Regions from separate parts of the Mus musculus genome. Here region 2 is linked to region 1. A link is a loop called in an ENCODE intact Hi-C map of the cell type or tissue named here. Cell type or tissue: heart. All regions are shown on one strand.

Region 1 (5,000 bases):
CCATGAATTCTACATAAACTCATAGACAGATGTAATGTAGTTTCTATCAAAATTCCAAAAAGATAATTTAAAGACAAAGACATGCCTTTCCTGGAACTTAGAATACACAGGCCCTAGAACAGCTGGAAGATCCTAGAAAAGAAGAATAAAGTGGGTGGTACGAACTTATGTGATGATGTTAAAACTTAGTACACAGCTAAGAGTGTGATGAGTTCAAAGAAATAAATGTGACCTAGAACCAGAGCCATTGACACATGTCCTATGAGGTCTTGAGAAAGGTGCACAAAGTTTTGTTAATGAATCGTGCTGGCCTAATTTGATGCCTAAGAGTATAAAGTAACTCTCAAGCCAAACTTCAAAATTTCACAAGTGTTAACTCAAAATCAATTATAGATTTAAACATTAAATATAAAGCTATAACATTTTAGGGAGAAAAGTATATGAGAAAATCTTCATAACTCACAGATGAACAAAGAATTCTTAGACTTCATCTCAAATGCAAAGTTTGCCATTGGAAAACTTAACTAACTGGGCTATATCAAATTGCTCTATAAAGGATTCCTTTTAAAGAATGAAACATCTGAATACTGTGGCCCATCCCTTAATCCCAGCAGTTGGGAGATAGAAACAGGAGGATCGGTTTTAGGCCAACCTCTGCTACACAGTCAATTAGAAGCCAAACAGCTTTTGTCTGAAAAGAGGAGAAAGAGAAGAGAAGAGGGGAGGGGAGGGGAGGGGAGGGGAGGAGGAGGAGGAGGAGGAGGAGGAGGAGGAGGAGGAGGAAGAGAAAGAAGGAGGAGGAGAAGGAGAAAGAAGGAGAAGGAGAAGGAGAAGGAGAAGGAGAAGGAGAAGGAGAAGGAGAAGGAGAAGGAGAAGGAGAAGGAGAAGGAGAAGGAGAAGGAGAAGGAGAAGGAGAAGGAGAAGGAGAAGGAGAAGGAGAGAAGAGAAGAGAAGAGAAGAGAAGAGAAGAGAAGAGAAGAGAAGATGGGGGATTGGGGGGGAAAGGAAAGGAAAGGAAGGGAAGGAAAGGGAGGGGAGGGGAGGGGAGAGGAGGGGAGTGAAGGGAAGGGACGGGACAAACAAAATGCAGAGAAACAAACAACACAGAGAGCACATTTGTAAACCACATATCGGATCACAGACTAGTACTGATAATATACAAAGAATGCCCCAAAGGCTCTGAAAATCCAAAATTAAAAGTGGAAAATAATACAGAAATGTCAGTGTGACTACTCAGACTGTGAATGAGCACAGGTGGAGATATTCGACTTTTAAAATGCAAATTAAGGCCATCAAGCGATAACTGCATTCCTGTCAAGACAGCCAAAGTAAAAAAAGTAGTGGCAGTAACAAATGTCATCCTGGTGGCAATAAAATTCATTTGTTCATGCATCATTGGTGACAATATAAAAAGTTTTGGCCATCCTACAATACAGTTTGCCAGATTTTTATAAAAATGAACCTGCAGTTTCTATATGGCCTAGCAATTTTACTCTTAACCATTGGTTCCAAAAAATGACACTTTGCTAGCCAAGTATAGGTTACAAATGTATAGATTGCTAATAGATATACATAAATAATTACATATTATTGTTATACATAATGTACCATCAATTAGTGCCATAACAGTAATATGTACAGGCATATATACCAACCATAGGAATACTTTTAATTGTATTTAATTAATAATGGGAAGTATATTTTATATTATTTCATAAAATATATTTATTCATTTCAATGGCAATGTTTTCAAACTAACTGAATCAGAAGGAGAAATTTCAGCCAGGGCTTCATTTTGATTTCTGGCTGAAGAAAGGTATATCTGGTCTTCAAAGGGTAGACAACTTTGGTACAGGAGAATCGGGCCCAATCTCCACCTGTCTTTTCACTGACAGCTTGTTAGGCCCAAGAAACACATTACATATGGTGAACAGGTTATTAAAATGACATAAACATAAATGTGTGGCAAGGGTTAACATTGAGCAAACTCAAACACCGTCAAGCTCACATGCTGTGGAAGACCCGTTCACTCCATTGTCACTAAAACAAATATGAAACTATTTCCAGCATGCTAGAAAGGGCCCTGGGCTCTGCAGTGCTGGGACAGCATCAGTTAGGGAAGGCTGATGTAGGGGGGAAAGGGAATGAAAGGGAAGAGGCTGAGAAAGGCAGGCCCTCCCATGAATAATGGTGGCAATTAGTTCGGACCCCATAGTGGGGAGATATCTGACAGGCAAATTGATGGGAATGGGATCCTCAGGAGAAGCAGAGCAATGTGTTCAAATACTGGAAGGCATTGTCCCAGCACAAAGGTGAGGGCACAGTGGCATGTAGCAGCACATGTGAGCTCTAGACAGATCTAAGGCATGGTCAAGGTCCAGGGGAGTTTCCAAGAACAAAAGTAACTTATTGATGAAATGTGACAACCATATTGATAGCTCAAAAATGCCAGGATGTCCACCAAGAATAAACTTCATTCCCAATTGAGAAGCTATACATTGTTCAAGTGAGAGAGACACTGTACATTCAATTGGCATAAGGGGGTGACCTAGTAAGAACGAGAAATTATGCAAGTTTTTTGTTGTTGTTGTTTGGTTTTTTGGTTTTTTAAGAGCACACTCCATGGAACTCTTTATTGGATCTGGAAGTGGGAGGGTCTCTGTGACTTTTTTTTTCTGGGATTCCGGTTTCTAGAGGTGACCAGATGGTGGCACCCTTTGCCAAACTAAGAAACTGTGATGCTGCCCGTAATTTGGGTTAGAAATCAAGAGTTCAAGGACAGTTTGAAGCCTGTGCGAATCATCCAAGGGGAGGAGTCCAGTTAGCAGTAGGATCTGTTCTTTGGGCATGCAGAGGTAAGATGTTAGGTAAGGAAGAGAGGCTACAAAAGTCTCGTGTGGATCCTAGAATAAGCCTCCTATACAGAAAAAAACAAAAAACAAACAAACAAAAAAAACTGTATATCCCCCTTGGCTCCTGAAAGGTATTACAAATGCAATCTTTTATCTATGCCTTCTAAACTTTTAGGAATCTTGCACAAAATATTAAGCTTTAAAAGAATAAGAGTGAACAAATACCTTGAAATTTTAAAGGGAGTTAGGCTGATACACAAATAAATGCCTATGGGTTTAATGTGAGAGGGGGAAGGACTCCAAAACAGATAGTGGGGTAGTGTGGGAACTTATTTTTTAAATCACTAGACAAAGGTCAGTCTGATACACTTTATCCATTTTGTTTAATGAATTCCTGACTACATAAGTAAAGAAAGCAATGGCAGAGGTTTAGGCACCACATAGTCTCTTTAGACAAAAATGGCACACCCAGCTCTCTGTGCTACAGCTTTATAAAGATGTGGGTGAGCTGAATGTGTTTAAAGAAGATCAAGAAGTAAGTGGTGCACGCCTTTAATCCCAGCACTCGGGAGGCAGAGGCAGGTGGATTTCTGAGTTCGAGGTCAGCCTGGTCTACAAAATGAGTTCCAGGACAGCCAGGGCTATACAGAGAAACCCTGTCTCAAAAAACAAACAAACAAACAAACAAACAAACAAAACGAAGAAGAAGAAGAAGAAGAAGAAGAAGAAGAAGAAGAAGAAGAAGAAGAAGAAGAAGAAGAAGAAGAAGAAGACGACGACGACGAAGGAGGAGGAGGAGGAGGAGGAGGAGGAGGAGGAGGAGGAGGAGGAGGAGGAGGAGGAGGAGGAAGTAGTAGTTAGTAGTAAGTGGCAGCATCTGCATGACAGAGCTGAAGAGTCCAGGAAGGAGATGCTCCTGCCTCTGGCGGTGGGTCTGGTCAATGTTTCTGGTTTAGAATTACCATGGCAACCCTGACGCATCCATGAGGGAGCTTCTAAGATTCTTATTGAATGCAGGAAAAAACACCCTAACTGTGAGAACCACCAGTCTCTGGGCTGGGAGCCTCAGCATTAATAATATAAAAAGTGTTATCTGGGTGCCCTCATGCATCTCCCTGCTTCCTGCTAAGGATGCAGTGTGACTCACTGCCCTCCCATTCTTGTCCCCTGACATCCCACCTGCCACCATAGCTTTCCATTATAGAATGATCCCCTTGAACTGTAAGTTTTCCATGTTGTGTGTTGCTTTGGTGTGGTATTTTATCTCAGCAGAAAGGAAAGTGACTATTGCAGTGCTTATCCTAAAGAAACCTTGTAAGCACTACGGATGCCTCTCTGAAATCTGGGACATCCAGCCCTCCCTCCAGAAGCTAAAAGACAGAGTCTAATCCTTTTGGCTCAAAAGATCAGGACCTGGGTCTAAAGCCACAGCAGACTGCTGTAGGTTGCATTCATTAAAAGCTTACATTTTCCTTGAAGCACCTCATACAGGTGCTGTGCAGAATGGCACTTGAGGCTGAAGTGATTACCTGCTGGGAGCTATTGCCTGGGAGACTCTTATGAACAGTAGCAGGCTAGATGAGATGCCCTCGGGTTCATCAAATTGGATTTTACTGCCATTAGTTGGAGGGAAATAGGTCAAGTTTCTATCTTTCCGCGTTTGAAGGTTTGTTTATTCTCCGCTTAGCCTCTGCTTCTCACCCCCAGCTGGTGTGTTCTCATCTCACAGAAAAGTGTTCTTGACCATCTCTGAACACTCCACAGGTTTTTAAAAGCTTCCCCGGTTACAGAATCTAGCTAAGCAACCAGCTCTAACTCTAAACTTCATACAAAGTACTTGCTTGTCTTATATTTAAAGGTTTTTATTTGTATGTGTAGTGTGTGTGTGTGTGTGTGTGTGTGTGTGTGTGTATGTGCGCGCGCCGATCCATCCCACCCTATGTTCTGAGGCAAAGCGCCTTAGTGAAGCCAGAGCTCACTAATTCAGCCAGACTGACTGTCTAGCCACCAAGACCAGGGACCTTCCTGTCTCTGTCTTCCCAGTACGGGAGTTACCGCTGTACTATTATTCCCCTATCTTTGCATGGGTGCTGGGGATCTGAACTGGGCTCTTCATGCTTGTGCACAGGGACTTCGCTGGCTGAGCCA
Region 2 (5,000 bases), 160 kb after region 1:
TATGCTTGTATATTTGTGTTGACTTGTTATGGCTAGGAGAGAGGAGGGAGGAGGGAGGAGAGAGGAGGGAGGAGGGAGGAGTGCTCGAATAACTAGCTCCCACAGTCATTAGGTTGAAGGTTTAATAAACAATACCTAAATTGTAAAAAAATAAAAATAAAACCAAGAGATTAGATACATAATATTTGAGATGACAAGATTATTTTATGTACGTCCAAGGCCATTCATTATACAAACATCTTTGACAACACATTCACACACATACATGTATGTGTCTAGATGTGTGTGTATATGTGCATATTTATCAACATTTATATATGTACATATATGTGTGTGTGAATGGAAAATGAGGATGGTAGGTCTGTCTGTCTGCCTAGTGATCACTACAGTTATCCAGAGACGAGCCGTGCAGTTCTCAGCCCTTAGCAGGTACCTGATGAAAAGTAGCTGATATTTAATGCGTACCACAAATGGGTGTGGTCTTCAGAGCTGCTCTTACTGTTATGGAGAGGTTGCCACTGGTGATTATCATTCCACACCCTCACTGGCTTCGTGCAATGTTCAGATTAAAGCCATCTAACATACAGAAGAGGCTCTGACACCGACCCTAGCACACGGTGCCCACTGTGGAACAAACGCAACTGAGGATCCCAGCACTGCGTGGAACAGGGCAGAGGGAAGCACCGAGGAGCCTCTGTCACCGGCTGCTTCTCCTCCAGGTCCTTCAGTCTCCTGGTGCTTTTCTTGCCCATTTTGAGTTTGTCTCTCACTCCCCAGGCTGCATTTTTCTCAGCTATCTCCACATGTCCAATAAGAAACCAGACACTGAGATGCAAGGCTGATCCAATGACATAGGAGATCCATCCTCCCTCCCCATGCCCCTCTCTCCAAAGCACACAACACCTAGGCAAACAGATGCCCCTCACATTGCTTGAGAAGAGGTTTTGACTTTAGAATATAAATTAGTCTTAGCTTTGACAACTAATAAATTTTGTGCATACATGATTACTCTTCTTTGTCCGAAAATATAATATTTAATTATGGTTTCACACAAGACTTAAAACTGTGTTTTCTCCCAGGGGGAAAAAAACTACAACTGGGGTTTATGAAAAATTATTAGTGAGAGCAAATCCTAGAAAATAAATTGGATTTTTGAAATCTGTGAAGTTTAGCACAACAGGATTTTCACTGGGAAGAATGCATGCAGGAAGTATGGGAGAATAGTCAGAAGTCAGCCTCACTGCCACCCTGATAAGACAAACACGCGTGGGAAGATCGCTCGTGGACCTGCCTGATTGTGAAATTTGCTTTTAGAAAAGGAAATAGCACACAATAGTCACAGGACACATGGCAATTCCTAGTGACTTCTACCTTTCTCCAGAGTCTCACACTGAACCCCAGTCCTCAAGTTATAATTGTAATGATCATATTAAAAAGTGCAACAGGGAGTATTTTATTAATTTATTTCTTTTGGACACAGGTATCAATTTTTTTTAAGTTCTCCAAGCTATTTCAATATGGAGCCAGGCTTGATATAGCAAAGCAATGTAATGTATACACTGATGGTACCAGGTACAATAGTTTGGTTAGACGGCTGCTGCCTTATTTATAATCTCCTTTAGAATACAAGTGGACTCCTATGTGTGAACTCATTTTGGTACATACAGTGGGGCTTTCAAAGGTTCACTGTATTATTAATATGAACTCTGCAAGATCTTTCAGTGTAAAAAATAAAAAAGTGAAGGGAAGAGAACTATGCTGTAATTCATATAATTCAAATTTAATAAGGAATTACTATAAATAAAAAAATGCATGGTAGGGTCTAGGGAGTTGGCTCAGTGGGTAAGAGCGTGCTAAGCAAGCATGAGGACGTCAGATGCCCAGAACCCACATGAAAGGCTAAGCAGGGCACACATCTTTGACCCAGTGCTGAGAAGGCAGGGACGGGTGGATCCTCAGGGCTTGCCAGCCAGCTGTCTAAGCAAACTAGTGAACTCCAGGTTTGCTGAGAAACCCTGTCTCAAAAGTAAGACAGAAAACAACTGAAGAAGACTCTCAGTGTCTACCTCTGACCTACACACACACACACACACACACACACACACACACACACACAAGGGGGGCTTGGGCATATGAGCACACATAAGCACACGGATAACTGGCTTACTTCTTGAAGTTAGCCAGAATTAACATGTCTTAATTTCTTCTGTTAGCATACCTTCCTGTAACACAAATAAGTCCACTGTCCCCCTGGCCTAGGAAAGGACATTACTACACACATAGAAAACATTTGAGTTCTATTTATGTGAGCAGTTCCTTTACAAAAGAAGAAGAGAAATCTAACCACAAAAAATATTGAAGACCCTGAAGGAGAGACTATCATGGCATTTTTAAAACACGTTTTCTTTTAGAAAATGACTTTTTCCTAAGATTAAAATTCCCAGCCAGTGCTTCGTTTTTAAATCGGACTTTGTGAGCTTGTGGCTCACATCCAGCTCCCTCTGTTTTGTCCTGCTTATTAAGAACATACCACTTCCACATTGAAGAGAGGCAGGTGGGTATTTTCTGGAGGAGTACCAAGAAGAACTTGGTATACCTCAGAAGTCATTTGACCTCTTGGCGCCTGAGTGTAGGGGGTCGGGGCCGGAGGGGGTAACAAGGCCATCACTGCTGGGTTCTGTGAATGTTTAGAGGCAGGAAGATTACCTGGTCCACTGGAACCTCAACCTGGGTGTCTTCATCTTCTTGAACTTCTGCTGCCCCCCTTGTTTCAGATCTCTCTGCTCCAGCTTTGAAAATGCCTTCACCTGTGGAGACAAACTCATATGAAAAAAAAAAAAACAAAATCCAATCGTGACATCGTGTGGCTGAAAGCTGACATTACAGTAAAATACCTAAAGAGGGATATGTAGATTTCAGTTCCTCTTAAAGATCCTGGGCCCCGATCATTATGCTTTAACTGAGAGGAGGTCCTGTGGCCAGAGGAAGGAGAGCAGAGCTCTGCTGGAATGGCTGCCTGCTCACACACTGCTGCTGACTGGTGCCGCCAGTCGCCAGAGATGGAAAAGCCTCCTGGCTGGACCCCAGTCCCCTCCTACCCAGCAATCAGTGACAACGTTCCCTGTGTTACAATACATTTAAGAGTTTCCATTTCCCTGGAGATTGCTATGCATTCAATATAATGTAGGCAAGCGATTCTCTTTATTGAGGGGAGGGAATCGTGTTTTTATTGCAACAGGCTCATGCACACAGTGGACTTTCTGCGGAAAATCAGCGTGCTCTAGCTTTGCAGATTTCTACAGGATTTTTCACAACCTGTGGCTTTAAGCTCTGACAACAGAAGAGACCTAAGCCCCTAGGGATTTAAGCTAAGCTCCTGTAACTTGCTTCCCTTTGCAAAGCAGCAATCTCTGTTGAAGAACTTTTAATGTCTCCCCTCGGGGGGCCTTCCCTTCTCCAGTCCCAGTAATCAAATCCTAGAGCCATCTGTCATTCTGTCTGTCTACTTGCTTCCAGACAGATTTAGTGCTTCAGCCACCCTCACAGATGTCTTCTTTGCCTAATTTTTAAGGCTCCCCAAGGATGGAAATGTTACCTCCTTTACGCTACTCCAGTGTTTGATTATCCCTGCAGCCTAGAAACTGATCCTGTCTTCTGTAACAAAGGCATGATTGTTAGAAAAATTACTTAATGCATGCCACATGACACCACACATTGCTAAAGGTCCAAGGTCAATCTTAACTATATGCAAAATGTATGTTTACATTTGTTGAGGAATAACCATACATAAGACACCAACACTGTAGTGTAAGACATGAATGAGACTTAGTTCCTAGACTGGGATGTAGGTCAGTGCACTCACGCTGTAGAGCACTCACACTGATGTAATCTGCTCCCTGTGGCTGCTTACAGCCCAACAAAGTGAGAGACACTGAACAGTGCAAAGTTGCTCAGAGGTCAGGGGTCTCATAGGTAAGAGGGCAGCAGCTGAACTGTTTCCTCTGGCATTAGGGAAGAGGGCTGGAGTGGAGTGAAATGTCTACCAGGCTCAACTGAAACCAAAACCAGTAGCAGAGGGAAGAGCCCACTGGGATGCTAATTCATTCTCATTATAAATGTTACTAAGGTGGTGGTGCTATACATTCTTAGGGAACATGCATTTCTTAAAAGTAGTGTTGTTATTCGTCTTGCTATAACATGTATACAGTTTGGGAAAGTTAGACGATGAAGGAAATAAATCCCTTCCGATACCTCATGGTCCAGAGACAGCAATTGCCAACATTTTCCAACACCCTCCTCCTCTTACTCCCCTTTTTCTTCCTTGTCTTCTCCTCTCTCCTCTCTCTCTCTCCCTCTCAAACAAATAAAACTTGAAATGTATAAGTCACTAAGTACTTTAAAATTATATCATGAGCACTTATCAAGACATTAAGTGTTCCTTGAAAACATTAAAAGTATGGCGAGACTGTGCCATAATTGCTAATGCAGATCGGATCTTGAAACAGATAGGAGACATTGTAAGAAGTTGATTGATGTCTAACTGCATTGAGATTAGTAAAGAAACGCCACTCTGGAATTAGGAAGCAGATTGTAGAGGTTCAGCCCCTGGTAGAGGAGGACCCACAGGCAAGTGCTATCTCCCTCTCTGTGTACACAGCAGAAGCAAATATCTCGCTTCTGATTCTTGTTTTCTAAGAGTAAGCCTAGAGCACTGTACACAGTAAGTTCACAGTGAGCATTTATTGAAAGTAAGGCGAAAAGCAAGCTCCAGGCTTACTCTTCTTCTCACATGTCAATCCCTTCCTGTTGATGCCCCCTCCTCACGTGCCGCTGCTCCAGACACTTTGTGGGTGTTTTGTTCCTTTCCACACTGTTCTCTCCGAGCACAGGATGCAACTGTACCATCTCCCTCTGCAGTATCTAATTGGATTCCCCTCCTGCCTCCTGGTTAAGGAAATCTCACCTTGCTATCTCCCTTCCCACCCCATCTCTTACCATCT

The links. Hi-C counts contacts between places; a loop is a spot of excess contacts. Peaks named below come from ENCODE experiments on the same cell type or tissue, not always from the same donor. Only the 100,000 strongest peaks of a DNase experiment are listed, where the experiment ranks them.
Region 2: a loop joins it to region 1, with 4 times the contacts of the local background. A loop is called at or near these places in 5 of 42 quality-filtered maps.

Annotation. Positions count from the first base shown.
Region 1 is chr13:25,345,466-25,350,465 of GRCm38, reverse strand. No RefSeq gene overlaps it. Among named protein-coding and RNA genes, the nearest start is that of Gm34122, 13 kb to the left of the region's middle. In heart, no CTCF peak of the experiment used is centred here; no DNase peak of the experiment used is centred here.
Region 2 is chr13:25,185,483-25,190,482 of GRCm38, reverse strand. Dcdc2a (doublecortin domain containing 2a) reads right to left here. Exons shown (of 10, transcript NM_177577.3): 8 at 2,707-2,807. Among named protein-coding and RNA genes, the nearest start is that of Nrsn1, 82 kb to the left of the region's middle. In heart, a CTCF peak has its summit at 2,866; no DNase peak of the experiment used is centred here; H3K4me3 peaks cover 336 bases; H3K27ac peaks cover 336 bases.